Linked DNA regions of Mus musculus: regions 2, 3, 4, 5, 6 and 7 are each linked to region 1. A link is a loop called in an ENCODE intact Hi-C map of the cell type or tissue named here. Cell type or tissue: heart. All regions are shown on one strand. Region 1 holds the start of H2bc6 (H2B clustered histone 6). Region 2 holds the start of H2ac6 (H2A clustered histone 6). Region 3 holds the start of H4c1 (H4 clustered histone 1). Region 4 holds the start of H4c8 (H4 clustered histone 8). Region 5 holds the start of H1f2 (H1.2 linker histone, cluster member). Region 6 holds the start of H4c9 (H4 clustered histone 9). Region 7 holds the start of H1f6 (H1.6 linker histone, cluster member).

Region 1 (4,000 bases):
ACAGATTGAGAAAAAACAAACAAACAAACAAACAAACAAACAAAAACCAAAAAACCGCATAGTTTTAAGTTTAAGGATACTTGAAACAACAACAACTCATTTGTTGAAAGAATGCCTGGCTCTTTAAAGTCCTTGAAATCATTCGTGCAAATGCGCACTTGGTTTGTTTTCTTGGTAACAGGCTTGGTGCTCTGCCAGCTTCCTGGGCAATGCAGGAGAATGGCAGTCTGGATCAACTGAGATATGACGGTTACTCGCTTTTTGTAATGCGGCACGATGCAGGCAATGTGCTTTAAAATGTAATTGATGCCCATGGCCTTGGATAAGATGCTCATGTTGGGGCTCACCTGCTTCAGCACGTTGTACACTTGCTAGAAGCTCTCCTTTCAGTAGCGTTTGCGCTCCTTGTCCTTCTGTTTGTTGATGGCAGCTTCTAAGAATCCTTCTGTGGGGCAGGCTCGGACTTCGCCAGCTCAGGGATTGTGTAAAATTTAACTCCCTCCCTTGGGCACACTAAACATTTGGTAAAATACCTACTCCGTCACCAGTTAACACCACATTCATTTACATTACGCAGTATTCAAATGAGGTTAATAAGATTTCTTTCAGGATTGGGTTAGTTTTAGTGTTTCGTCACGAACAGGAACGTAAACGACACTTGAAGGTCTACTGTCTCATTGGCTGTCTTGTCACTTCGCTTTCACCAATCGGGACGTACGAATTAAACTGCACAAATCTGCTATAGCTAACCTATTTAAGCACGATCGCTATCAAACATGGGGGAACACAGAAAAAAAAGTACTCTAGTTGGGTTTGTATGCTTGATTTCAGCAGTCAGAACTGAGATGAGATGCGGGTGGGGTTGTCAGGACATCGATCCTGCTCTTTACGCACTGAATCGCTCAATGCTTAAGATTCTATCTCTAAATCATTCTGCTATCTCCCTTAAAAGTTATCGACGTGGCAGCCGGGAGTAAACTACTTCATTCCCATGGTCTCTAAGGGTCACTTGTGGGATATGAACTTACCCACCACCACCACACATACAGGAGATTATGTACAGACCTTCAGATAGCTAAGCTAGAGTTAACACCATTGCGCACACCCACATATCCCCAGCCTCCTCTGCTAAGCTCAGCCCACTAAGGTTTGTTCCCACCCTAACCACACCCCCTGTGAATGTGCAACAGCTCTTTTACTGAGAGTTGTGGGTGGCTCTGAAAAGAGCCTTTGGGTTGTTGGGCTTCTAAGCAGTTGGCCAAAGAAAATTTACTTTTTCTTGGCTGCGGTTTTCTTTGGCTTAGCTGCCTTAGGCTTGGAGGTTTTTGGTTTGGCCGCTTTAGGCTTTACCGTTTTCGCCTTGGCAGGGCTCTTGGGCGCCTTCTTAGCCTTAGTTGCCTTTGCCTTCTTCGGGCTCTTAGCTTTTTTGGCTCCTGCAGCTGCAGCTGGCTTCTTCGCTTTCTTTGGAGTCTTCTTGGTGCTCTTCTTGGCGGTGGCTGTCCCCGCAGCCTTCTTGGGCTTCTTGGCTGCGCCCGCAGGCTTCTTCGCCTTGGCCGCGCCTGCCCTTTTTGCTTTGGGCTTAGCCTCACCGGAAGCCGCCTTCTTGTTGAGTTTGAAGGAGCCGGAGGCGCCGGTGCCCTTGGTCTGCACCAGGGTACCCTTGCTCACCAGGCTCTTCAGGCCGAGCTTGATGCGGCTGTTGTTCTTCTCCACATCGTACCCCGCGGCCGCCAGCGCCTTCTTGAGCGCAGCCAGGGACACGCCGCTGCGCTCCTTGGAGGCGGCCACAGCCTTGGTGATGAGTTCGGACACCGGGGGTCCGGAGGTTTTGCGCTTCGCGCCACCTGCGGCCTTGCGGGCCTTCTTCTTGACGGGTGTCTTCTCGGCGGGGGCCGGTGCGGCGGGCGCAGCAGGCGCGGTCTCGGACATGGCGAAGCGTGTGAGGAGAGAGAACTCGAGCCGGAAGCAGAGGGACTGGCCAGGACTCGGGCCGCGGCGCTGCGCCCGCCCGTTTATATAGGGCGGAGCTGCGCCGTGATTGGTGCGCTGTCCAGCCCGCCTCGCTGGCAGCCGCGGAGTGTCCTCTCAGATGCGGAGTTGTGTTTGTTACACCTCAAAAAAAGCCAAAAATGTCAAAATTCCCTACATCGAATTGCCCGATTTTTAAAAAATAATGTTCCCCGAAGTCTCGGGCTTCATGCACATCTCAAAAAGTGAGCAAAGCATTAAGCCTTCTGCCAAAAACTTGCAATATTTCCTGCGGTGTTCAGCAAATTTCAACTCAGAGAAACAAAACTTTCTATTTTCTTCGTAAATTATAAACTGATCTTGGACTGTACAGTTTTCTGACCCATCAAAGACGATTCTCCAAGTGGTTAGCTTCTTGTGTAGCCCAAAACCTTGCCTTTGGCATTATGATTTTTATTACAAATCTGCACTTAAGTGAAGGAAGTAACACAGGCTCCTCCGAGAGTCCTGCCTATTGAGCAGAGGGCATTTGAGTTCATCAAACTGGTTTAGTTCAATGCTTAACAGATTATTTACCATTTTGAGTTAAATTCTTCTCTCATAGGCCATGAGTCTATATATCTATGGTTTTATTTCTGCCGCTTCTCCTAAGTTTTAAAATAATTTCTTAGTATAATTCTTTTCTTTCTGTTCCCATGGGTTGGGGGCGGGGCTGTTGCTTTTCTATTTCTCTGGACAAACTACTCCTTTGGGTTGAGGTACCTCAAATTCAGAGTACTGGGGTCGGGGGAGAGTACAAAACATACTTATGGTGCAGACATAAAAATGACTAATTTCCAAGAAACATATAAATGCTGTTTTCAACGTCTTTGGAAATGAAGGTGGGATTTACTTTGAGGAATTTCTCTTGGGTCTTGCATAGTTCTTCTGACATGTTTTAGGACTAAATTGTAATGTGGTATATTAAAACTAGATAACTGAGCCATTGATCAAGAGAAACACACATGAGAAATATAGCTCAGAACATCTCTACTGCCTTCGTTACAGAATCCTAGCCCCGTTACTGAACAGCTGTTCTCCATATATGGCTACTCCTTATGGAAACATGGGAATAATGTTTCGTGGATCTCCTCAGGGTAAATGAGGGGTTAAGATTTAATCTTAGAATCATATTTGAGAAGACATTCAAACAGATTCAAAGACATGCCTTGAAGGTGTTAAATGGGTTGTTTTATTTATGTAGCTGTTCAACCAAGGTAACGACTAGGAGATCAATGATAATCCAGTGTCAGTAATTATTTCTGGGATGTTTGGTTGGAATTATATTCAGAAATTACAAGACTCCCACTACAGAGACAAGATACATTGTTATATTATAAAATAGTATATTATACAATAGTATAAGATACAATGTTTACAATAGTGTAAGATACAATGTTATGTTATACAATAGTATAATGTGATGGCTTTTGTTTTGTGATACAATTGTCTCTAACATCACATTATCAATTCTACTATCCTAAACCTCCACACACAAAAGCAATGCAAACAGAGGAACTCAGCAGTTCAACACAGTGTCCATGAGGCATTTTTAAGATCTTGTGGTATTATCTTTAATGATGAATTTTATATAAAAGTGATTCATATTATCAGTATTTCTATGCTATAATGTATATTTTCACCTTCATGTATTAACAAATGCAAACTTTGGTATTCATTAAAACTCTGAGCCAGAGCAGAGAAACTGTATGGGTGTTTGATATTGAAAAGTGGGGATTTAACCCCTTTTTGTTAATAACAAAAAAAAAAAAACTTCCTGCAAATGGTAGAACACATTAGTATTTGCTCTCCAATATCTTTTTTTTGGTTTCTTGTTTCTCATTGAGTTCAAGATGGGGGCAGGGATTAAACTCCCTGAATTTCGAGACAATTCGAGTCCTCTATGCTTTCCCCTTAAACTGCTTGCTTGGCAGAGAAGGCAATGAACCTTGCCTATCATTAAATCAGGTACTTTTTTTTTTTTTAAATAATG
Region 2 (4,000 bases), 62 kb after region 1:
CCAAGGATCCAGGTTCTCAAACTTGAAGGAATCCCGAGCTGGACTCCTGACCAAACAGTAGTAGCTATGCACAGTGATATCAGACTTCGTAAGCCCAGCTTGCATGTAGTCACAACTATAGTTCCAGCACTTAGAGGGCGGAGGCAAGAGATTTCAGTAGTCCACAGTCATTCTCAGCTGCCCAGCATGTTTGAGGGCAGCCTGAGGTATAATGGACCCAGCATAAACAAACAATGCCATTCTTCTTCAGCAAGGCATGTTGACTCATGCCTGTACTCCTAACATTTGAGAAATGGTGGCAGAAACCTCAGGAGTCCAAGGCCAGTCTTAGTTATGTAGTAAGTACCCAGGCAGCTTGGGTCTCATGAGATCCGTTTCTCCCAAACCCAAACAACTCAGAAAACTCCTTTTTCATTTTCATTTTATTTTTTCTAAGCCCACAGCACCCAATATTCCTACGTGGCCTCCCATCGGAGTGTCAACTAGGCCTGACACTGCTTATCTTCTACAATCAGTCACATTTAGGTGGTATGATCATAGAACTTTTTTTTTTTTTTTCTCCTAGGGGGAGTCAATGTGATTTTTTCCTCAGCCCTTTATCTTCACAGTTTCTGGGCATCCGATCATTTTTCTTTTAGAATAACTGCTGGGGAAGGAGGAAGAAGCTGCCTGGGTTCTCCAGTATCAGTAAGACTGCAAGCACTAATTTCTGGTTAACACACACACACACACACCAATGGGCATGGTTGTGCATTGCCTTTATTCTCAGCCCTCCATAAACAGAGGCAGGCAAATATCTAAGTTCAAGGACAGCCAGGGCTATACAGAGAAACCCTGTCTCTAAAAGCAAGCCAGCCAGCCAGCCGGCCAGCCAAGCCAGCCAAGAACAGATTCGAAATCTGGGAACAACCAAGGAGCTTGCTTTAAAATGTAAAATTTTTGTAAAAATGGATAACGTTGGTAATTCATAAGAACTCCATGACTACCTGCATGTGAGTTAGAATGAGCTGCCATCATCAGAGAAACTCCTGCAGCAGATGAGGACAAACACAGACTCATGGTCGGACATAACGGAGTAGGTGGTAGGCTTATAGTACTAAAAACATACAACCTTCAGCTGGCTTACATTGACAAACATTAGTATTCGGCTTAGACCAGAAGTTCTGAGACCTTTGACTTTAAGCTGCCCAATCTATCAAATTCTAGGGGGTACTACCAATCTTAATAAAGTTTACTCTACAAAAATACTCCCAAGTAATTAAAACTGTTAACAATCAAGACCAGTCGTTACTATCTAGAGCCCACCAGATTAGGGTAGAAATTATCAATAGAGTATCCTGTTCAACTCTTCTTTTGAAAAAGTGGGGGCTCTGAAAAGAGCCTTTGGGTTTGAAGTTTCCGCAGATTCTGTTGCTTATTTCCCCTTGGCCTTGTGGTGGCTCTCGGTCTTCTTGGGCAGCAGCACGGCCTGGATGTTGGGCAGGACGCCGCCCTGCGCGATGGTCACGCGGCCCAGCAGCTTGTTGAGCTCCTCGTCGTTGCGGATGGCCAGCTGCAGGTGGCGCGGGATGATGCGCGTCTTCTTGTTGTCGCGGGCCGCGTTGCCCGCCAGCTCCAGGATCTCGGCCGTCAGGTACTCCAGCACGGCCGCCAGGTAGACCGGGGCGCCGGCGCCCACGCGCTCCGAGTAGTTACCCTTGCGGAGCAGCCGGTGCACGCGGCCCACGGGGAACTGCAGGCCGGCCCGGGAGGAGCGGGTCTTGGCCTTGGCGCGAGCCTTGCCGCCCTGCTTACCACGTCCAGACATAGTAATAGTGCTGTGTAAGTAACAGAACAGTAAAAACAAGTTACCAAGACTGTACAGACGCGGCAGCTTTTATAGTAGGTTCCTGGGTAGTAAACGCTACTACTTGATTGGTTACAAGTGAGCTCATTGATATAGCCAATAGAAAATCTGCTTCTGGAAACTTCATTTGCATAATCCCACCCATGAACCCACTACTTTTTCTTCTTCCAATTAGCTGAGACTGGTTCGAAATCCTTCATTAGCATAAACGCCCTATAAGTAGGAGAAGTCCGTTCCCAGCCCACACTGAGGTTCCTGTGTTTGGAAATCCGAAGATGCCTGAGCCTGCGAAGTCCGCTCCCGCCCCGAAGAAGGGCTCCAAGAAGGCCGTGACCAAGGCCCAGAAGAAGGACGGCAAGAAGCGCAAGCGCAGCCGCAAGGAGAGCTACTCGGTGTACGTGTACAAGGTGCTGAAGCAAGTGCACCCCGACACCGGCATCTCCTCCAAGGCCATGGGCATCATGAACTCGTTCGTGAACGACATCTTCGAGCGCATCGCGGGCGAGGCGTCCCGCCTGGCGCATTACAACAAGCGCTCGACCATCACGTCCCGGGAGATCCAGACGGCCGTGCGCCTGCTGCTGCCCGGGGAGCTGGCCAAGCACGCGGTGTCGGAGGGCACCAAGGCCGTCACCAAGTACACCAGCTCCAAGTGATCCTGCCAAGTAAGCCTCCGTAGCGAATTCCAAAGGCTCTTTTCAGAGCCACCCACTTTCTCAAAGAGAGAGCTGTGGTAGAACAGTGCGTTCAGTTTTACCCAGAAGCAGATGACAGGTGCTTATAAATCTTAAAGGCAGTGGGATACTTTTAGCTTAATTTCAGTCTTGGTTACATTTAGCTACAACCATTTTGTTGGGAGAAAAAAAAAAAGCCTTGCAAACGTCACTTCCGGTGAGGCGGACTTGAGTCCATCAGAACAAAGTTGTAGGACAGGAGTGACAGACTTTGAAGAGGATAATTGTTGCCATTAGGAAGTTTGTCTTTTATAAGTTGTAGGTTTTACTTTGGAAAGAAGTGGCTCCAAGACTGATGTTAAACATGAGGGGTCTGTAACAAAGGACAGGCTTTTCATTTGTAGATTTAATATCAGATTACCGAGCTATCTAGCATGAAATCTTAGACCAGTATCTTGGTAGAGTATTCTAAAATATGACCTGGAATTGTCAAACTTACGGCATTGAAGTTCTGGTAAAAGACGGAACTGAATTGTTCAAATGCAAATGCAAATGTATCACTTTACCGTACTTTGGCCATACTAAATTTTCATAGTCCAAGTGACGTGAAAGTTTAGAGAAATGAGAAGATCCGAAGCAAGCAGTGGGGAGAGGCTGAACTGGAAGGACTTAATGCAAGAAATCCCAAAACGAACGCCGTTGCTGTGTCTGTTGACTTAACAATTCAAAATATAAGGACTTCAGAGTCATTAGCGGAGTTTAGTCCTCTGCTTGTCCAAATGAAAGGCGAATATTTCCATCACCCTAGTTGCCCCCTGAACAAACTTGGCCATAAATACTGGCTCGCTTCTTCCGGCCCCACTTATCTAAGCCTTTGTCTTGCCTGTTCGAAGAAACAGTACACTTGCTCTCTTCCCCACAGAAGTTAACAGCATGCTATCATCTACATCATTTATTTCTAGAAGCTGTGCCTAGATATGGTTTAGGATTACATTATGAGCTAGCAGTGTGGGGAACCTTTTCAGCCTTCTGCCGCCTTATGTCTCCTTAGTGCTGCAGCTTTGTTCTTGCACAACTCTCCTTTTTCTGGTTCGCATTTGGTTGAATTGTTGCCAAAATCCACAAATCAGGCTCAGAAGTGTATAAAAGGCTCCAGGGTTGAAGTAGATTGATACTTTTCATTTGACCAGCAAATCATTGGTGATTTTTTCACTTCTGCCTTTGGTGAGATTCATGTTGTTTCTTTGTTTGGCCTGTCCTTTTTTAATCTCCTTCCAAATTCTATGTCTCTGTCTCTTGGTCCCCCCCTTCTGCTCTGTGTGTGTGTGTGTGTGTGTGTGTGTGTGTGTGTGTGTGTGAGAGAGAGAGAGAGAGAGAGAGAGAGAGAAAGAGAGAGAGAGAGAAGAGAGAGAGAGAAAGAGCGAGCGAGAGAAAGAGCAAGAAGAAATCAGTGAAACAGCAGTATCTTGTCTCGACATTC
Region 3 (4,000 bases), 140 kb after region 1:
CTCCTGAAACTTTCCAGGATGTATTATCCATGAATTATATGCATTAGTTTAAGATGAAGCTATGCTGAATAGTTCATTTTTCTACCAGAAATTCACGGTTGGAAAACAGGAATTCCCAAATCAAGGAGAGATACTTAGACCTAGCTAATAGCGACAGGATGAGGTTCAAAACTCTCCTTTTTAAATGATGACTAAAATAAAGACAATCGAAAGAAAAAATACATAGACAACAAAACCACAAGAAGATGAAGATGGAGGAGGAAGGCAAAAAAGTGCCAGCAAGCTGGGTGTGGTGGTAAACAGTAATGCTAGAACTTGGGTGAAGGATCAAGTTGTCTAGGCCATTCATTGCAGGAAAAGTTATTTTCCTATTTTCAGTCACAAAGTGAGCTCACATCCCCTTCACCTGTGCTCTCAAACTGTCACTGCTTCACCCCAAAATTGTAGCAGCTTTCCTCAATCTGCCTACACTGGCCAATCACATTAACAAAAATCAGACTACAGGAAGCTATTCCAAGAACACCCCTGCCTTTACCAACCTTGGCCACGGGGTGAAGCTGTAAAGGGGGTCATGAAATGGAAGCTACTATACTTACACGGCATTAGAGTTCTCAAATACAATGCCATTTATCTTAGTTGTGTAATCACCATGTTAAGACATGAATCCGCTGGGACTCTGCCTGTTCTGAGAAAGAGAAACAAAACAAAACAAAAAACAATTTTTGCCATTGCATTGTTGGCAAAAAGGCCACATCTCAGGGCAAATGGTTGAGAATTATGAGGAATGTTTAGTTCTGCCTTACATGGACTTTACTTGAACCCCGCCCGGACTTACAGACGTTTTTAATGTGGTTAGATGAGAACCATGCTTAACTGCTTTCCTATCCCTCACTCAGGCTTTCCTCAAGGAACAGAGTTTAGCTGCGCACACTTAATAAGGCAGTATTTCTTTTCCAAGAAAATGGTGCAAACTTGACCTTACAATTCTCCAAAGGCACTCAAGGTTTATTTACTCAATTTCTCTATATTCTGAGATGCCCAAGCTGTTAGGTGGTTCAGTATTACAGCGCTTTTTCAGGGAATGTGGGCGGCCCTGAGAAGGGCCTTTGGTTAGAAAATACAAATTAAAAAAGTCTTAGCCGCCGAATCCGTAGAGGGTGCGGCCCTGGCGCTTGAGCGCGTAGACCACGTCCATGGCGGTGACGGTCTTGCGCTTGGCGTGCTCCGTGTAGGTGACGGCGTCGCGGATCACGTTCTCCAGGAACACCTTCAGCACACCGCGGGTCTCCTCGTAGATGAGGCCGGAGATGCGCTTCACTCCCCCGCGCCGGGCCAGGCGGCGGATGGCGGGCTTGGTGATGCCCTGGATGTTATCGCGGAGAACCTTACGGTGGCGCTTAGCGCCGCCTTTGCCCAGGCCTTTTCCTCCCTTGCCGCGACCCGACATGTCTTAGGAAGAATGGAAAATGGAGTCAGAGCTGAGAGTCGGTCCTTTATATAGCTGCTTGGCCTTGATCTCCCACCCCCAACAGAATCACACAAACGAAAACCCGCCCGCCGGACGGTGACGTCATAAACCCCGCCAATAAGACCTGGCGGGAAAGAACCGAAAGCGCCCGGGCGGGAAAGTGACGTCACAAATCCCTCCCATCAACCATGCCCCGAAAGCGCGCCGGCGGGAAAATGACATCACAAACCCCGCCCCTCAGCCAAGACCCGAAAGCGCGCCGGCGGGAAAGCGACATCACTGATCCCTCCTCTCAGCCATGCCGGGAAAGACGCAAAAGCCCGCCGGCGGGAAAGTGACTTCACAAATTCCGCCCCTCAGTCACGACCAGAAAGCGCGCCGGCGGGAAAGTGATGTCACATATCTCGCCCATCAGCCCCGCCCCGAAAGCCGGACGGCGGGAAAAGTGACATCACAGACCCCTCTCTGGATCGGAGCCCTATAAGGACCGAAAGCCTGCGAGTAGGTCACGTCAGAGATCCGACCTGTACACTTTACGCATATTCCACGGGTAAAACCAGACAATCAGTTGACCTATTTTGTACTTGATATCAACTTTGGGCTGTTATAAACTCAAGTTTTGGGGAATATCCACCGTTATAGACACTAGGGAATATATAGGTTCGTTTAAGGATGGAGTAAATTACAGCCATTTTACTTGAAATCGTGTGTGGCTCTGAAAAGAGCCTTTGGTTAATTCCGTAGAACTGTACGGAACTGTACAATTACGCCCTCTCCCCGCGGATGCGGCGGGCCAGTTGGATGTCCTTGGGCATGATGGTGACACGCTTGGCGTGGATGGCGCACAGGTTGGTGTCCTCAAACAGACCCACAAGGTAGGCCTCACAGGCCTCCTGCAGAGCCATGACGGCCGAGCTCTGGAAGCGCAGGTCGGTCTTGAAGTCCTGCGCGATCTCGCGCACCAGGCGCTGGAACGGCAGCTTGCGGATCAGCAGCTCGGTCGACTTCTGGTAGCGCCGGATCTCGCGCAGCGCCACGGTGCCGGGACGGTAGCGGTGAGGCTTCTTCACGCCGCCGGTGGCCGGGGCGCTCTTGCGGGCGGCTTTGGTGGCTAGCTGCTTGCGCGGGGCCTTGCCGCCGGTGGACTTGCGAGCGGTCTGCTTAGTACGAGCCATAGCAAAAACTAGAAAGCAAGCTGGTGAGCACTTGGAGATGGTGAGTTCAGAACTACTATTTATAGTATGCAAAGGATAGTGATTGGATGAAAATACTGGTTATCTGTGACGTTTAAGACTCTGATTGGTTTATGTTTAAGAACTGCAGTTGAGGCTAAGGTAGTCTGCCGCGGTACTTATTTTTGTATGTGTGTGTTTTAAAGTAAATGGAATAAAATTCCAGTGACTGTTATCTTCTACAGCACATCTGCTTCCAAACACATTGCAGCTTGGACTTAGTGGCATTGAAGAATAGAGAACAATCTTGTTATCTTCATTATTGAAATGTAACAATGTGACTTCTACATTGAAGGAGAGTAGGCCAGATTCTACCTTTTGATTGGTTTACTGCCTTTCGTAAATAGCCACTAAAACAGCAGATTTAGAACTCTTCATTTGCGTGGAAAGTCTCCATTTTGTTGCAACCCACACTGTAAAGAAATGGAGAGAAACATGGGAGTAAAAGTACAGACGTCTGACTCGGGTTATTCTGAGCATTTCTTCATTAAATGGCTGTACTTGTATGGATGCTTTGAGTTCTTGCATTTGGAGCTTGAATTTTCAAAATACTTTCACGCATTTTTGGCCAGATATCACTGATACGTTCGAAAACAATTTTTTAACTATAAACTATAGAAATCGTCATACCATGTTAGGATTGCACTTTTAAATTCTTTAAAAAAAAAAATGGGCAAGACTTTCCCAGAGCTATTGTGTACTTGCATATCCTGGGAAAAGTCGTGTCCTGCCTTTTCTCTTTTTATTTGAGCCACTACTGGCTCACAATATGAAATCACTGTCGCAAGCTGACACTCCTTAAAAGAACACTAAGCCTCTTGCATAACTAAAATATAAAGTAACGATACATTGCTCCCATTACTGCCAAGAATCAATACTGAAACCCGCAGAGAAGGCCCACAAGCTGGCTTTCTGGGTTTTAATTGACTAATTTACAGCCACCTTTCACTAGTTGAGCTCCTTTTTGATAGGCATCTACCACTTTCTGATGATAAAACAGGAGAGTACAAGGAGAATCTGCTGTGGTTGAAATTCCACCTCAAGCAGCCAGCCGGAGAAGTTTTGAGGCCGCCTCCTCTACCTGCAAAAACACGAAGCTAGGTCGGTGGAATCGCAAAGGAGTTAGTTTCTGAAATCTTGCAGGCAGACAGGCGCACGGGAGGCGGGGCCTTAGGGTCCAGGGGGCGGGCGTTAGCATTCACCAATCACAGCACAGCACTGCTCTATAAATACTCCGTGCAGGGGCCTTGTCTTTCTACTTCTTTTCTTCGTCTTGGGTATAGCTGTTGTTTATTCATCA
Region 4 (4,000 bases), 92 kb before region 1:
CTCTAGCTGTTTGCCTGGAAGATAAGTCTCAGTGACCTGTTCTAAAACTGAAGAGCCCCGTGTGACTGTTTGTTACTATATGACTAACTATTATTATTATTTTTGCTTCTGTAACTGGCTTACACAGATACCCAAAGATGGCATTGAGTTGGCTTAACCACTTGACTTGGCAGAACAGAACAGCTTTTGCTTGCTTGTATAGATATTAAAGGTCTTGTTATTTTCCCCCTTGAAACTCCTCTTCCCATAGCCTTCCTTCATGGCAATCTCACAGTTAGCTCAGAGATTGTATGTATTGCACTTTGTAATTATAATCAGATTGACTGTATGGTCTTTCCCCAGTGGCTGCACACTCCATAACACTGGGGCAAGGCTATGGGAGCAGAACTTCTCTATTTAATGTTCAGTTCTGTGGGTAAGGGCCATGGTAATGACCCTTAGCCATACACTGAAAATGACAATTCGGGAATGTCCTCATAGCTCCTGGGTAGTAATTTTATTCTCCATCCCTGAAGCAGGGAGTGACTGTGACCCATGCTGGCAGTGTACTTAATGTAGCATTTAATTTATGACCAGTAAGCATGTGGTCACCAGGCAACCAGTTCCCTGGAACTATTCGAACTCCTGTTGAACAGACAGTACTAGACTGCCATAGCTGATGCACACTCCTGTGGCTTTCAGCTGGAGTGATGGATGTCTGACACCATGGAGGAGAGGACAAGAGAGCCTTCTCCAGTCTTCTCCTTCGTGACAGTCTTTTCCTGTATTGTAGTCTTTCCTGTAATCCTAACTACACACGCATGTAGTTACGGAAGGACTTCCCCAAGTCACTGAACTGGTGGGTAGTTATGGGGCTGAGATCAATTTTATTCTTGCAGCTCATAAAGTAGTTCTTAAAAAAAATTTTCACTTTTTTTTTTTTTTTTTTGGTTTGAAGCAAAAAAAAAAAAAAAAAAAAAAAAGGCTGATCTTTACCTTTAACCCCCTCTGAGAAGAAATAAAGTCTTCCATCTCTACAGCCTAACAGGAGAGAGGCCTTTGGATTTCTGTTTTCTGATCCAGTGAAAAACTATTTTAAGAAGACACAGTACAGCTTGTTGGCAGAGGCAAGAGGAGCATTTCAAGGTCACTCAAAACAAAGTAACCCAAAATATCTGTACTGATTCTAGACTACTTACTATGTTTTTTTTGTGTTTTAACTTCTAGGACAGTGTGACATATAAAATTTGAACAGGAATCTTTACTGTGAGAGAAATAAAAAAAGACAGTGAGTACAAAACTTGAAAAATAAGCGTAGAGAATAGCAATAGCTTAGCAAAGATTTATCTTTGTGAAAGTGGAGACTAATGTCGGTAGCAGAAGTGGTTTTCTCAGTCAGACTTCAACTGAAGACCCCCACATCCTCCCTTAACTACACACACTTTTCTCAAAACACTACCTATTGTTGTCAAGATTAAGACTCTAGTAATTGCAAAGAATATCTATAGGGACTGATCAATGAATGTATTCCTACCACCAGACCCTTGAAAAATAAGGCTTTATGAATTATGTATAGAAGAAACTGAGCTCTGTTCCTCCACTCTTACACTTGTATTCACCTTCGTGTAGTGATTTTAGGTTTTATTGGGCAAAATAAATCTGACTTATTACCAAGAGAACACATGAGTTACCACTTGAGCGTCCATGTAAAAGTTCCAGTTCCGTTTTGCAGAGATCGATTTACCTCACGAACTTAACTTTAGGAGGAGGGAAAAAAGAAAAAAAAAAGTCCAGATAGCAGAGGATGGTTTCGATCCATCGACCTCTGGGTTATGGGCCCAGCACGCTTCCGCTGCGCCACTCTGCTACTTAAAGAGAGCCTTTCAAAATATTATACTTAACTTTATTTGCAGTTGGTGTTTCTCTACTTCATACAAAGGCCTGCAGGAAGGCACCTTCTAATTTTTGTCTACCTAAAGGCTAATATTTGTTGGGAATAATGTCGCTAATGAGTCAAAGAGAAAGCAAAATTTGGACTAGATCAGTAAACATTAACATACTAGTAAGTAATTCGACAAAGGAGAAAACAATACAGCGCGTCTTAGTGACCAACCACGCATTTACCTGCGCGAAGAGTTTGGGATCAGGTTTGTCCTTAAGTCGAGATAGTGGAAGAAATGGTGCTATTTTCTCCAGTGTTTAGTCCTTTACAGCCGAAAATAAAAACATGGGAAGCGAGACCTCCACATCAGTATTTGTGATCGCTTGGCTCACCAAAGATCTCCTGTCTTTCTAAATTTGTTACAAGTGACAAATATGTATTGCTAAAGAAACTGTTTAGTCTGAACTCGTTAAAATGGCCGGGAAGTCCGGAATGGGGACAAAGGACCCAGCTCAAGGAGCGAGTACAACGAACGTTGGTGACGTCACTAGGCATTGCCCATGCCAGGGGCGGGGCCATTGCAGGGGGTTTCAGTCTTCAATCAGGTCCGAAAACACTGCATATAAGTAATGTGCCTGTGCCTTCCACTCTGTTGAGGTTTTTTCTTCAGCAAGTACACCATGTCTGGTCGTGGCAAGGGCGGTAAAGGTCTTGGCAAAGGCGGCGCCAAGCGCCACCGCAAAGTGCTGCGTGACAACATCCAGGGCATCACGAAGCCCGCCATCCGCCGCCTGGCCCGGCGCGGGGGAGTGAAGCGCATCTCCGGCCTCATCTACGAGGAGACCCGCGGTGTGCTGAAGGTGTTCCTGGAGAACGTGATCCGCGACGCCGTCACCTACACGGAGCACGCCAAGCGCAAGACCGTCACCGCCATGGACGTGGTCTACGCGCTCAAGCGCCAGGGCCGCACCCTCTACGGATTCGGCGGTTAAGCGAATCTTGCTTCTGACCTACAAAACCAAAGGCCCTTTTCAGGGCCGCCCACATTTTCTTATTAAAAGAGCGAACATGTGTTTTACGTTTTGAAATGATTGTGCAACGTTAGCAGCGTTGTGTAAGTACGTTAATCGACTCACTATTCAGGTATTTACAATCCAGGTTGGCAAATTCTTAAATTATATTCGGGCAGCGTGCATTTATTGAAGTAGGAAGTATAAAGTTTTTTGTTTATATGGTGCAGGTTGCAAGGACAAAGCGCGAGAGCTAGCGGCTGCGCAGTTTGGGACTAGAGCGTGGGGCGGGCCTGAGTGCACAGCACCGACGGTGGTTGGCTGTTTCTGTGCTTTGGAGCGTCTGCGCAGACTGCGGAAATCCGGCGTGTCCTGGAGACCCATGCAGTGTGGGCTTTTCTGGCACTCACGGTGGAGAGGTGTTTACTAAAAAAGGAATGTTTCATTAAGGTTGGGCATTAGATAAAGTATTAAAAAACTGGTAGTTCTAATATGCAACTTTATGGGAACGTCCCGATTGTTAACATGTAGGAGTGCATTCGTGATGGATGTTTTAATAAAATCTAAGTCAGTATAGGCAGTTTTGATATTTTCGATGTGGTCTAAGTGTATCTTCAGGAATTTGGTTTCAGCCAAGAGTGATAAGATTTTAGAGTACTGTACACCGAAAGTTTGGGGCTAAATGTCTCCAAAAACAAAACAAAACGAAAACAAAGAAACCCCCCAAAAGTCAAAAGAAAAACTCGACAGAAAAGATGCTTTTCTTCATGGCCAGCAATCTACTTGTATGATTATACTATGAAATCACAGAAATTCAGGGTGTTAATGTGATGTTTATTTAACACTTTGTGTGTGTTACTAGGTGAATGAACAGTTTACAGGATTTTGGGTCTCCTTCCACCGAGGGATCCAACTCAGCTTAACAGGTTTTGCAGAAATACTTTTCCTCATTGTTCAGCCTTCTGACTGTTTCTCGTCATCGTCATCATGATACCACCACCACTTTTTTTTCTTTTTCTTTTTTGAGACCGTGTTTCTCTGGGTAGCACTAGATGCCCTTGAACTCTGTGGACCCGGCTGGCCTCGAACTCCAGATATACCCTTGCCTCTGCCTCCCGAGTGCTGGGAT
Region 5 (4,000 bases), 120 kb after region 1:
AAGAATGAGAGCTGAATGAATCCTCAAAAATTAGAGATATAATTTATTATTGTACAATACAAACATAACTTTCAGGGTTATCTTTTCTATTGGAAGCAATGAATTTGCATCTACACCAGGCAAGCTTTATTAGTTAATTGCATTAAAGAGCTATGATTTGATTGATTCGGCTTGAAAGGCTATAAGTTAAAAAATTACAACAATCAAATGAACAAATCTAGGATTTTACAAATAATTTGACAATTTACAGTGACAGGAAAGTGAGCAAACTGGAGAGCTAGATCACACACAGCTATTTTCCTGGGGGAGATGGACAACTATCAGATGAGGAGGACATTCGTTCATTTCCCACGTAATCAGAGCAAGGTGACATGTTCTCATTTCTTTCATTGAAGCATATTGGTATGACGAAGGTGCTTGAGTTGTGTACTTTCAATAATGCCTTGCAATTCCCATTTCAAAGTCCACACAGGAAGGCAACTCTTAAAGTGGTTCTATTGCTAGCAATTAGTCCATCCCTAATCCCATTAGGCTGTTAATTCCCAGAGGACACAAGCCTAGGAGATGCTGCTTGCAAGTGCTAAACTAAGGTTATTACGTGAAACCACGCGGCCATTCTCAGTCTTATAAAATATGCTTTGTTTCACAAACATCCCTGAACTCAATTTGTATAACCTTGGGACTTTACCACGCTTTAGTGCTGACAAACTCATCACATGTTTTTATGTAGACATATACTTAAACAGAGATTTCTGATAAAATTAGGGGAACTTCCTTTGCCCCATGTATTAATTATACTAGCAGAGAGTTTATCTTGTATTTTCTCTAACAACAAAACCATGTTGTAGTTATTGAAATATGAAGCTGAAAACCTTAAGCTAACAAAGCAAAGTTGACTAGAATGCAGATTGCCATATTCCGAGGAACTGAGAAGAGATGACATACAGCTGTCCACTATAGATGACATGATAATTTGTACTTATCTTGTCTCTTATCTTATTGGTAAAATTGGTTACATTTTCTATTTCAAATATTTAGCTTGTTCAAATCTATGCCAAAGGTAACCTTTGGAAAGCCAGTAAGTTTACTGACATCTGCATCTCATAGTCTCCAAGTCTAGAAGGTCCTCCTGTACTAAGACAAACTATTTTCTAGATTAGAATTCCCGTGCACTGAAACTTATATCTGTATTGCTGCCAAATAAGCAACTAAATCCTCATCACTTTAAAAACAGATCTTTCAAAGACTCTAATTTGGCATTTGGGGGAGAGGAGGGCTCATATAGACTTTTAGGGTTCCTTTCCCTTCTTATTATCTTTATTCTTCAGAGCTAGACCCCTACCTTGCAAAACTCAGAGGGGAACCAGGAGCTTTAAAAATATAGCCCAAGGTCTCCCTTTATAGAAGTCAATGGGGTGCCCCGCCCCCACCAATGTAAAGCATTTTAAAGTCAGTGTCTTTAAATCAGATATTTAAGTCCTAACCCCCCCCACCACATTATACACCCCCAAGGCCTATGAACCCCCTCTCAATTTACCCCAAGTGTTTTATACTGGAAATCCCAGTCCTAGTCCATAGTTGTGGTGGGTCTGTAATCAGAAGTCACTAAGGACTTGTGTTACTTCCCTTGCGAAGAAACAGAATAATTGTGAAAATTTAGGCGGAAATCGTTTCATTTTTGTCCCTAAATTAAGGGAAGGATGTGCTCTATAATCCCTGAGAAAAAGAACTTTCAAGGGCAAAGGAGCGACCAGGTAATTTAGAAGAAAAACAGAAAGTGGTCTCTATCTACCCCGGACTTCCTTTGGAGTTGGGGGAATTAGGGACTCCTAGGCGCGTTGTCTTTAGGGATGAGGAAAAAATAAACATATATCCTGAAGCCTGAGACTTCTCGGATCCTTTACCGACCAAACTCGAGAGATTTGGTGCAAGATATTTTAATATTTTCTCCTTTTTGTGAAGTGTAACAAACACAAGTTGGGCGCAGCGCGGCTGCTCAGAGCTTGCCAGGCAGGCCGCTGGAGCACCAATCAGCGCGCGCCTGCGCTCTATATATACAGCGCCGGGCCCGCGCTACTCTATCGGCGTACTGCCACTAGTTCCTGACTTCCAGAGACTCATCATGTCTGAGGCTGCTCCTGCTGCCCCCGCTGCCGCGCCCCCTGCGGAGAAGGCGCCTGCCAAAAAGAAGGCCGCCAAGAAGCCCGCCGGGGTGCGCCGTAAGGCGTCCGGACCCCCGGTGTCCGAGCTCATCACCAAGGCTGTGGCCGCCTCCAAGGAGCGCAGCGGCGTGTCCCTGGCTGCGCTCAAGAAGGCGCTGGCGGCCGCGGGGTACGATGTGGAGAAGAACAACAGCCGCATCAAGCTCGGCCTGAAGAGCCTGGTGAGCAAGGGCATCCTGGTGCAAACCAAGGGCACCGGTGCCTCCGGCTCCTTCAAACTCAACAAGAAGGCGGCTTCTGGCGAGGCCAAACCCCAGGCTAAGAAGGCAGGCGCGGCCAAGGCGAAGAAGCCCGCGGGAGCAGCCAAGAAGCCTAAGAAGGCGACTGGTGCTGCCACACCCAAAAAGGCGGCCAAGAAGACCCCGAAGAAGGCGAAGAAGCCCGCGGCGGCGGCTGTGACCAAGAAAGTGGCCAAGAGCCCAAAGAAGGCGAAGGTCACCAAGCCCAAGAAGGTCAAGAGCGCGTCTAAAGCCGTAAAGCCAAAGGCTGCCAAGCCCAAGGTTGCCAAGGCCAAGAAGGTTGCAGCCAAGAAAAAGTAGGCTGCCTCCCCTAACAATCCAAAAGGCTCTTTTCAGAGCCACCACTCCCACTTAAGAGCTGTGACATTTGTGTGATTAATGAAGCAAGGTTGCAAGGGACTCGATCCCGGCAGCACTCGCTCCCCCGGTGGGATGGGTGGGGTTGCGTGTCCCACCTAGACTTGTTTGTGCTGGGCTGCTCAGGAAGTGCTATGGGCTGGAACACCCTCCCACGGCTGTCAGCAGCAGAAAGCAACCCTCGGCGCTAGTTCGTATTGGACTGCAAGGTGATTTGAAAGTTCCGCCCTGCTTGTGGGTTGGCTCACTCCGGCCCAGGACTCTAGTTCTTCGTTTGATTGGGCGCCATCCCGAAGTTTGAGCTTCCTGCCTGGAGAAACGCATCCGGGGCTTGTAGGTGGCTTCTATGCTCAGCCTCTTGTGGGGGTTAGCCTGGAAGTTTGGGAGAAGGTGGGGTGCTGGCGCCAACGAACTGCCTTCCTTAATATTAAAGACATGGGGTAGCTGCCGGAACGACTAGCCTGCACAGTTAAGTTGGACTCGGGACTGAGACGATTGCTTCTCGTACTTTCGGTTTGTTTGCCACAGCGATGGAGTTGTGGGTTGAACTGCGTCACAACCTTTTGTCAGCCATTTTTTTTTCAAGTTTTTTACCATTACCAATTACACTTGCTTTGCCTTATTTTGATCAGCATAGTTGTAGATTAACTTTGTTTTGCCTCAGCTTCCCGAAGCGCTTGCTTTATACGTGTGTGTCGTCACTGAAGATTGACCTTGTATGAATACTGAGGTTTCTTGGTAATGCTTTGTACAATCCAAAATGTTAAATTGGCTATCTGTTGAAAGTGTATGCTTCTAATAAAAAGCGTTTAGTTTTCATTCACTGTTGGACTCTTTCATACCCACAGTCTTTGAGAGATTCAGATTGCTGATTTGTTGCAGCCTGGATCATATTTCTGGTGTACCCTATAGTGAGATGTGAAACGTGCTTTTTGGAGACCTAAACCAGAAATTTGTTCAGTGGATCCAGTGTTGATTTCAGTGACCTAAGTGTTTAACGTGGGAAAGCCAGATCAGAAAGTAAAAATCCGTTTTCTCCCAGTGTTTTGAGCCCTCACTTTAAATGAGCGAACAGCTGTTTTAGTACAGAGCATGATAAATAGACCCATCTTCCCAATTCCATGCCCTCGGGACCGACTCTCTCGATTCTTCCCAGCTTTTATTTCATGTTTGTCATAGGTT
Region 6 (4,000 bases), 1.6 Mb before region 1:
TTGAGCTCTTAAATTTAGAGTTCTCCAATGAGATTCAGATTATGTAACTAAATTGTTTTGAACATAATATTAATCAGTTGATTGAATCTAGCACTTAAGTGAAAACTAACGAAAATAAAGCACAATTAAGCATTTGCTTTTTTTAGTCACATGCCACATTGTCTTTGTTGTTAAAAGCCACACAAGCCAGGTGTGTTGGCATACACCTTTAATCCTTTAGGAGGCCTTCCAGCACAGCCAGGGTAAACAAAACAAAAACAAAGACTGTATTATTTGACATTTAAAGAGCAGAGGTGACTTCAAAACATTAGGGCAGGATTCAAATTCTTCTGAAATAAGCAACTAAAGGAGTGGTCAGTGAAATGGGCTTGAACAGGAAAAATGGGGTAGGCAACGATAACGTGTTTTTTAACAAATAAATATAAAGGATACACATGTCTCAGGTAAGCTCCTCACAACCCTGAAGGACTGGGAAAGCAAACAAACAAGCAAGCAATTTCAACTGGCTCAGTGTTTGCCAATTGTTCCAAATTCTCCATTCTAAAACTACTACCATTACTAGCTTGAGAGATTAATAATCATAGTAGTCTATGGTAGTGACCAAATACCCTGTAACCCCAACTACTCTTTCTCAAGACAGGAGTTTCTCAGTGTAGTTCTCTGTATAGACCAGCCCAGCCTTGTGTCTGCCTACTGGAACTAAATGCGTGCAAAACCACCCAGTGGTTTTGCCTTTGTAATCCCAATTATGGACTGAACGAGGATGCAATTTTCAAGATAAGGGTAAAAAACCAGCTGTTTTCCATTGGTTAGCATAGAATACTTTTAATGTAAACAGAACCTCCATACAGCCCAATCCAGCCAAACCAAACATCTAGTTTGAGTTCATACACTATTTTCATCCCCCGAGAAAATTAACCTTCTGTCCCAAGCAGAAGGCTCTATTGGGATTCCCCTAAGTCTGCAGTAAATAGTTCTACAAAAGCTTAACACTGGCCAGGTCTTGTGGCGCACGCCTTTAATCCCAACACTCGGGAAGCAAAGGCAGACAGGCTTCTGAGTTCAAGGCCAGCCTGGTCTACAGAGTTCCAGGACAAAAAGAACACTGAAAAGCAACTTAGCTCTTTTGATTTTGTGGTGGCCCTAAAAAGGGCCTTTAAGTAGCATTGGAAGAAACTGAGCAGCTTAACCGCCGAACCCGTACAGAGTACGGCCCTGGCGCTTGAGCGCGTAGACCACGTCCATGGCGGTGACGGTCTTGCGCTTGGCGTGCTCCGTGTAGGTGACGGCGTCGCGGATCACGTTCTCCAGGAACACCTTCAGCACACCGCGGGTCTCCTCGTAGATGAGGCCGGAGATGCGCTTCACTCCTCCGCGCCGGGCCAGGCGGCGGATGGCGGGCTTGGTGATGCCCTGGATGTTGTCCCGAAGCACTTTGCGGTGGCGCTTGGCGCCGCCTTTGCCCAGGCCTTTTCCTCCTTTGCCACGACCAGACATGATGAAGACAAGATTGTACTGCTCTAAGACGAAGCAGATGGCTTTGTGGAGAAGGCCGGTCCCTCTTATAGGGAACTTGCGGACCGGAGTGAAAACAGAAACGTCAGGCGGAAGTGCCTGCGGGCGGGGGAGGGGCGCTCAGCAGCCCAGGAGCCTAGCGGCTCATTCATTTTATATAAGAACAAGTTTCTTCCACCTTTTAATGTGGCACATTCTTAAACAAGAAAAAGACTGTATAGGATGTAAGTGGAAAAGAAGCAGATCTCGTCATTCTCCCTTTATTTGCGGATACTTGGAATATCTTTTAATGAATCAATAAGATAGTGAGAAAAATCACTAATGGAATCACACAGCTAAAAAAAAAACCCAAAAAAACAAAAAACCTCTACAGTGTTTTAGTACGTGAACCATTTAAACTGCTGTTATTTCTGTTCTCATTTATCTTGTGACAGTCGCCTTAATGTATCTAATGTGATAGTAGCTTTGTAGAACAGGCTGGTCTCGAACTTCGAGATCCACTTGGCTCTGTCTCCCCAATGCTAGGATTAAAGGCTTGTTAGGATTAAACACATGGTTCAATATTTAAGTCACACAGGTCCAGAAATAATTCTAGCACAGGAAAACTAAACAAAATTATGTATTTAAGGTAACAAAAGATTATAAATGCTGGAGGAACTCCAGTTAGAAGTCTCAAAGAAACCAGATTTTACAGTGTATTTACCTGAGGTTTACAATGTTAAAACTACACGGGAGGTAGAGGATGGCTCTACAGGACACAAGGGAAAAGTGACTCTACTTGCTGAGATGCACACTATACAAACCCTCTCCTTTAAGAAACCTAAGGCCTAATCCTACTTAGTGACTTAATATTGAGTCTCTAGGGACAGCCCGCCCAAACCAGTGCCAAAGATGTGGTGGCCTAGTTTTCCTTGTGCACTGACTTTATGAATATAGACGCTGGCTCATTAACTATAGACGGCCACAAAATGTTTTCATTCTAATTCCATTCCATTCCATTCAGTGCAAAAACAAGTTACTAATGACAAACTGGAATTTAGCCTAACTTGCTAAAAAGGAAACCTACGGCGCTATGCCCGTGAGTCTGTTCAATTCCTTTCCAGAAAGCTAAGTGCTAAGCCCTTGTTAGGAAAGGTTAGGTGGCTCTGAAAAGAGCCTTTGTTGGCGATCAACAGTGCTTTGTATAAAGGGTTTTATTTCCCCTTGGCCTTGTGGTGGCTCTCGGTCTTCTTGGGCAGCAGCACGGCCTGGATGTTGGGCAGGACGCCGCCCTGCGCGATGGTCACGCGGCCCAGCAGCTTGTTGAGCTCCTCGTCGTTGCGGATGGCCAGCTGCAGGTGGCGCGGGATGATGCGCGTCTTCTTGTTGTCGCGGGCCGCGTTGCCCGCCAGCTCCAGGATCTCGGCCGTCAGGTACTCCAGCACGGCCGCCAGGTAGACCGGGGCGCCGGCGCCCACGCGCTCCGAGTAGTTGCCCTTGCGGAGCAGCCGGTGCACGCGGCCCACGGGGAACTGCAGGCCGGCCCGGGAGGAGCGGGTCTTGGCCTTGGCGCGAGCCTTGCCGCCCTGTTTGCCGCGTCCAGACATTGTAAAGATTAAACAGCCTTAGTGACAACTGTACGTTCCCAAAGAGCAAGAGCTTGGTCCTTATAGTTTTCTCTGGGCGCGAAAAGGAACGTTCGGGATTGGCTGCGTTCTTTTCATCTAGACCAATGGAAAGCGATTATAGCAACAAGTATTTTGATTGGGCCAAAGCCTATATGACGTCATCAAACCAATCACCCAATCATCATTTTGCTTTCCTAAGCTTTATTTGAATAAGGCCTCTTTAAAAGGGAAGAGCCGATCAGCTTCTGTGGTATAGCTCTACGTAGAGGTCCTGCTTCACTATGCCTGAGCCTGCGAAGTCCGCTCCCGCCCCGAAGAAGGGCTCCAAGAAGGCCGTCACCAAGGCCCAGAAGAAGGACGGCAAGAAGCGCAAGCGCAGCCGCAAGGAGAGCTACTCGGTGTACGTCTACAAGGTGCTGAAGCAAGTGCACCCCGACACCGGTATCTCCTCCAAGGCCATGGGCATCATGAACTCGTTCGTGAACGACATCTTCGAGCGCATCGCGAGCGAGGCGTCCCGCCTGGCGCATTACAACAAGCGCTCGACCATCACGTCCCGGGAGATCCAGACGGCCGTGCGCCTGCTGCTGCCCGGGGAGCTGGCCAAGCACGCGGTGTCGGAGGGCACCAAGGCCGTCACCAAGTACACCAGCTCCAAGTGAGCGCTCCAGGCTGACACCAAATCCAAAGGCTCTTTTCAGAGCCACGCACAATTTTTAAAGAGAGCTGCTGCATGTCTACTGCTAACTTATGTTTTTGGCGTTTGACCACAGCCAGGTTGGTATCTGAATACTGGTATACAGGGTAGTTACTTTGCATTACAGTAATTTTTTTTTTTGTCCTTTAATTTTAGTTGGTAGTTGTTACCCCTAGACCAT
Region 7 (4,000 bases), 75 kb after region 1:
CGTCTAATTCCACAGTGAGACAGTCAAGACATCTGTGTTACTTCCATCACGTATATAAATAATTTCAGTGAGAATTAGGGCCTGCATAATTGATTTTCTTCACTAAATAGAAGCCACATATGTAGAAGACCCCTCCCAAGATGTTGGATACATTTTCTACTAAAAGTTACTTTTGAGTTAGCAAAGAAAAGAGAAAGTTTTCTTCTTCCTTTTGAATTTGATTGAAAATCAAGGACTTTTCCCACTAGTTCTGGCATGCAGGTACATTTGTCAACAAAGGGTAAAAAGTCGCGTGGAATCTAAGTCCCCGTGGGTCACCTGGTGTCATAACCTGAGCAATTCTGCAGTGAGCAGATATGCAAGATTCTACTTTTGGGGGGAAAAGAAACACAAATGCCCCTCCTCCGGGGGCGGGGGAGGCACCTGGGGATGCACCAATCACAGCGCGCCCTGCTCTATATAAGCGCCCCCCCCCCCCGCACGCCCCCACTACCCCATCACTGTTGGCTCTCCTTTAGTTTTCACTTGGTGTAGTTCTTGTCCAGCTCTTGACCATGTCGGAAACGGCTCCTGCGGCCTCAAGTACCCTTGTTCCAGCTCCTGTGGAGGAGAAACCTTCATCTAAAAGGCGAGGGAAAAAGCCTGGCCTGGCCCCTGCTCGCAAACCTCGGGGTTTCTCAGTTTCCAAGCTGATTCCTGAGGCCCTTTCCACATCGCAGGAACGGGCAGGAATGTCCCTTGCTGCCCTGAAGAAAGCCCTGGCTGCGGCTGGTTACGACGTGGAGAAGAACAACAGCCGTATCAAGCTGGCCCTCAAGAGACTTGTGAATAAAGGAGTCCTGGTGCAGACCAAGGGCACTGGCGCCTCAGGCTCCTTCAAGCTCAGTAAGAAGGCGGCTTCTGGGAACGACAAGGGCAAGGGCAAGAAATCTGCTTCTGCCAAGGCTAAGAAGATGGGCTTGCCCCGGGCCTCGAGATCTCCCAAGAGTAGCAAGACCAAGGCTGTCAAGAAGCCAAAGGCTACGCCCACAAAAGCTTCTGGGAGCGGAAGGAAGACCAAAGGGGCCAAGGGCGTGCAGCAACGTAAAAGCCCCGCCAAAGCCAGGGCAGCAAACCCCAATTCTGGGAAGGCAAAAATGGTCATGCAGAAGACCGATCTGAGGAAGGCAGCAGGGAGGAAGTGAGTTTCAAAGCCAGTTTTCAAAAACCCAAAGGCTCTTTTAAGAGCCACTTACATACTTCTTAAAATGGCCAAACACTTTGAACCAAAGTTAAGGTGGGCAGTTACTTCAGGTCGACCTGTCGTTGAAACCCTAGAGTAGAATCCTAGGGTCCCTATGTGTAGAATATTTCCAAATTTGGTTGTGTATTTGTGGCTTTACGCCAGAATAAAGGTCACCATTGAAACACACAATGTCTTTTATTCTAGAATAAAAGTCACCATTGAAATACACAATGGATGTATTTCATTCTAGAAACACCCTCATATCAAAGGAGATAGAGATAACGCCAGTAGGAGCTTCCACTCTGAAAAAATACTGAACTTACTCTTTCAAACAGCAGTAACTGGCATCCAGGCTTTCAAAGGACCACTATGAACCCAGATATTCAGTGCTTAAGCTAGAGGTTATATTTATTTTTCTTGAGTTGTATTTTTAGGATTTCCTCAGTGATGGATAAAAAAATAAAGCAAGCAGTTAGCAAAAAAACAGAACAACAACAACAACAACAACAACAACAAAACCCTAAAGTTTTTGCAGTTGTGCGATGTGTCAACAAAGATCTAATTTTGTTCTACTTTTAGAAAATAGTTCAATACTATTGATCTAACAGTTATTTTTGAAATGTTTTATGTATTTTATGAGAATAGCATGTAGGCTTCAGGAGAATGACAAAAACCATATTAAAAATTAAGGACTTCTTTATGAAAATGTTAGGGTTTGAGTTCAATGCCCCAACATAACAAAAAAAAGCACTGGGGAAGTCTGGGCTGAAGAACATAAACAAAACAAACAAAAAACAAAAATAACTCATCTTTTAAAGTGATCAAGTTTTATGGAGTGCCACAAATATTAAATTCACATTAAACTATTTTAGGCATTGGTATGAGGAATGACAAAAGATCATAGTAAGGTGGCTTGAGAGATTGTTCAGTCAAGAACACTTAATGCTTTAAAAGAAGTTTGTATATCAGAATACACAACAGCTGGCTCACAACAGCTTCTGACTCCAACTTCCTGGAAATAACGCCGCCCTCTTGTGGCAGATGGCAAACATGGCACACCCACAAGAATTTAAATTATCAAGCCACTGCACAACTAAACTGTATATAAACATACCATTAGGTGGTCCCTAATATAGATTATGTGTACTTAGGCCTTATTAATGGTATACAATTAATAACAGCTAAGCGTCTTCAGTTTCTGTAGTAATCAGCCTTTGCCTTGCTTAGATACAATGGTTCCTGCTCTCTCCTGAGCTTCTAGATGGCTCCAGAAGGGAATAAGCTCTTAAATGACCGGTATCAAAAGTGGATTGAGAAGTGACACGATCAGTGGAAAACCTTCAAATAATTCTAAAACAGTTCGTTCAGTATTAACTTCTGACAGTTCAAAATTATGGGCTTGTTATATTACCCAGTTAAACCTACAGGGTATATTCGGCTGCATGGCATAATTACTACCCACCACATAAGTATAGGACAGAATAACACTTAAACTACCTAGCAGGCTCGATTAAAGCTTCGGTAAGTGAACAACTCCTAGGAATTTGTGGGTGGCCCTGAAAAGGGCCTTTTGTTGACAGTGGAAATCGTTTGTTAGTCGATTAACCGCCGAATCCGTAGAGAGTGCGGCCCTGGCGCTTGAGCGCGTAGACCACGTCCATGGCGGTGACGGTCTTGCGCTTGGCGTGCTCCGTGTAGGTGACGGCGTCGCGGATCACGTTCTCCAGGAACACCTTCAGCACACCGCGGGTCTCCTCGTAGATGAGGCCGGAGATGCGCTTCACTCCCCCGCGCCGGGCCAGGCGGCGGATGGCGGGCTTGGTAATGCCCTGGATGTTATCACGGAGAACCTTACGGTGGCGCTTAGCGCCGCCTTTCCCAAGGCCTTTACCACCCTTACCACGTCCAGACATGGTTATGACAGCAGGGAGACAGCAATCGTCCCTTTAAATAGGCCTTCTGCGGACCTGGTTGAAAACTAGAGCGTTAGGCGGGGTTTCCGAATCCGGGTCTTGGAAGGGGGTGGAGAAAAAAGGATGCGTCATTGGAATCTGAATGTTTTCATTGGCTAGCAAGCCCCAGCTATTCTTTGCATGCGGTGTCTCTTAAAGACCACATTTAAATCCTGCAGAAAAACTTCATTCCCTCCTCCCCACCCCGACCCCATTCTTTCTCATGAAAGAAAGGCTTATTGGGGCCATTCCACAAAGCAGACATCCCCATTTCTCGTTTGCTTTTATTTCTGTCTTGTATTAAATTAGTTGATGGTTTCTTTGTGAGGACTCAGGTTAGATGTCCAAAACAGAGGTAAAATATGCCAAGACTGTCCCATGTCAGTAAAGTTTAATCTATTCCCGGCAGTTTTGTTTGGGTAGACATAAACATTGAAAAGGCATCTCAAATTGAGCACCCTAACTGCAAACTTCATATTCCCTATCTCGAGTCAGAGACCTAATGATTCCGTCTATCCTCTTTTTTAATAAAAACTGAGAAAGTCTACAAAAGAATAGTTAGGTTATCGGTTATCCTCTACCTGCTGTGATTCCAAGTTTGTTTCCCTTCCAGCCCTTATTAATCACAGCATGGCTTGCTCACCTTAAGAGAAGAAGTGTTTTGTAGAGCTGGTAATTACAGTACAGGGCTAATACTTGATTAAGGTCATTACAAAGTCTACAAGGTCCTGGTGAAGCTTGTGATATGATTAGTGATGTCAAAACAAGGCTAATCCGACCCCCGCCCCCCTTTTTAAAAAAAGGCAGAAGAGTAAGTAGCAGT

What was found. Hi-C counts contacts between places; a loop is a spot of excess contacts. Peaks named below come from ENCODE experiments on the same cell type or tissue, not always from the same donor. Only the 100,000 strongest peaks of a DNase experiment are listed, where the experiment ranks them.
Region 2: a loop joins it to region 1, with 7 times the contacts of the local background. A loop is called at or near these places in 30 of 42 quality-filtered maps.
Region 3: a loop joins it to region 1, with 3 times the contacts of the local background. A loop is called at or near these places in 3 of 42 quality-filtered maps.
Region 4: a loop joins it to region 1, with 6 times the contacts of the local background. A loop is called at or near these places in 3 of 42 quality-filtered maps.
Region 5: it touches region 1 in a loop (4-fold over the local background); 19 of 42 quality-filtered maps call a loop at or near these places.
Region 6: it touches region 1 in a loop (6-fold over the local background); 8 of 42 quality-filtered maps call a loop at or near these places.
Region 7: it touches region 1 in a loop (8-fold over the local background); 28 of 42 quality-filtered maps call a loop at or near these places.

Annotation. Positions count from the first base shown.
Region 1 is chr13:23,620,569-23,624,568 of GRCm38, forward strand. It overlaps H2bc6 (H2B clustered histone 6), which reads right to left and starts at 526. Exons shown (of 2, transcript NM_001177653.1): 1 at 348-526. It overlaps H1f4 (H1.4 linker histone, cluster member), which reads right to left and starts at 1,990. Exons shown (of 1, transcript NM_015787.4): 1 at 1,209-1,990. The coding sequence starts at 1,929. The coding sequence ends at 1,270. In heart, no CTCF peak of the experiment used is centred here; DNase peaks (open chromatin) are centred at 333, 703, 1,143 and 1,963; H3K4me3 peaks cover 2,837 bases; H3K27ac peaks cover 2,824 bases.
Region 2 is chr13:23,682,111-23,686,110 of GRCm38, forward strand. H2ac6 (H2A clustered histone 6) reads right to left here and starts at 1,849. Exons shown (of 1, transcript NM_178189.5): 1 at 1,363-1,849. The coding sequence starts at 1,807. The coding sequence ends at 1,415. H2bc4 (H2B clustered histone 4) reads left to right here and starts at 2,089. Exons shown (of 2, transcript NM_023422.3): 1 at 2,089-2,511. The coding sequence starts at 2,122. The coding sequence ends at 2,502. In heart, no CTCF peak of the experiment used is centred here; DNase peaks (open chromatin) are centred at 1,991 and 2,581; H3K4me3 peaks cover 3,237 bases; H3K27ac peaks cover 3,569 bases.
Region 3 is chr13:23,759,711-23,763,710 of GRCm38, forward strand. It overlaps H4c1 (H4 clustered histone 1), which reads right to left and starts at 1,539. Exons shown (of 1, transcript NM_178192.2): 1 at 1,085-1,539. The coding sequence starts at 1,447. The coding sequence ends at 1,136. H3c1 (H3 clustered histone 1) reads right to left here and starts at 2,676. Exons shown (of 1, transcript NM_013550.5): 1 at 2,175-2,676. The coding sequence starts at 2,643. The coding sequence ends at 2,233. It overlaps H1f1 (H1.1 linker histone, cluster member), which reads left to right and starts at 3,958. Exons shown (of 1, transcript NM_030609.3): 1 at 3,958-4,000. In heart, no CTCF peak of the experiment used is centred here; DNase peaks (open chromatin) are centred at 1,651, 2,321 and 2,631; H3K4me3 peaks cover 3,519 bases; H3K27ac peaks cover 3,791 bases.
Region 4 is chr13:23,528,574-23,532,573 of GRCm38, forward strand. It overlaps H4c8 (H4 clustered histone 8), which reads left to right and starts at 2,471. Exons shown (of 1, transcript NM_153173.4): 1 at 2,471-2,905. The coding sequence starts at 2,542. The coding sequence ends at 2,853. It overlaps Gm11335 (predicted gene 11335), which reads right to left and starts at 2,355. Exons shown (of 2, transcript NR_167693.1): 1 at 2,104-2,355. n-TMcat9 (a tRNA gene) reads right to left here and starts at 1,846; the gene lies at 1,775-1,846. In heart, no CTCF peak of the experiment used is centred here; DNase peaks (open chromatin) are centred at 1,908, 2,458 and 3,188; H3K4me3 peaks cover 3,362 bases; H3K27ac peaks cover 3,371 bases.
Region 5 is chr13:23,736,727-23,740,726 of GRCm38, forward strand. H1f2 (H1.2 linker histone, cluster member) reads left to right here and starts at 2,081. Exons shown (of 1, transcript NM_015786.3): 1 at 2,081-2,805. The coding sequence starts at 2,123. The coding sequence ends at 2,761. In heart, CTCF peaks have their summits at 2,138 and 3,050; DNase peaks (open chromatin) are centred at 2,085 and 3,045; H3K4me3 peaks cover 2,507 bases; H3K27ac peaks cover 3,561 bases.
Region 6 is chr13:22,039,827-22,043,826 of GRCm38, forward strand. It overlaps H4c9 (H4 clustered histone 9), which reads right to left and starts at 1,536. Exons shown (of 1, transcript NM_175656.3): 1 at 1,134-1,536. The coding sequence starts at 1,497. The coding sequence ends at 1,186. It overlaps H2ac11 (H2A clustered histone 11), which reads right to left and starts at 3,123. Exons shown (of 1, transcript NM_178186.3): 1 at 2,652-3,123. The coding sequence starts at 3,101. The coding sequence ends at 2,709. H2bc11 (H2B clustered histone 11) reads left to right here and starts at 3,372. Exons shown (of 1, transcript NM_178198.3): 1 at 3,372-3,832. The coding sequence starts at 3,404. The coding sequence ends at 3,784. In heart, no CTCF peak of the experiment used is centred here; DNase peaks (open chromatin) are centred at 1,545 and 3,205; H3K4me3 peaks cover 3,758 bases; H3K27ac peaks cover 3,392 bases.
Region 7 is chr13:23,695,312-23,699,311 of GRCm38, forward strand. H1f6 (H1.6 linker histone, cluster member) reads left to right here and starts at 500. Exons shown (of 1, transcript NM_010377.3): 1 at 500-1,234. The coding sequence starts at 555. The coding sequence ends at 1,184. H4c3 (H4 clustered histone 3) reads right to left here and starts at 3,147. Exons shown (of 1, transcript NM_178208.2): 1 at 2,773-3,147. The coding sequence starts at 3,138. The coding sequence ends at 2,827. In heart, a CTCF peak has its summit at 2,271 (motif pointing left); DNase peaks (open chromatin) are centred at 2,270 and 3,190; H3K4me3 peaks cover 2,252 bases; H3K27ac peaks cover 2,889 bases.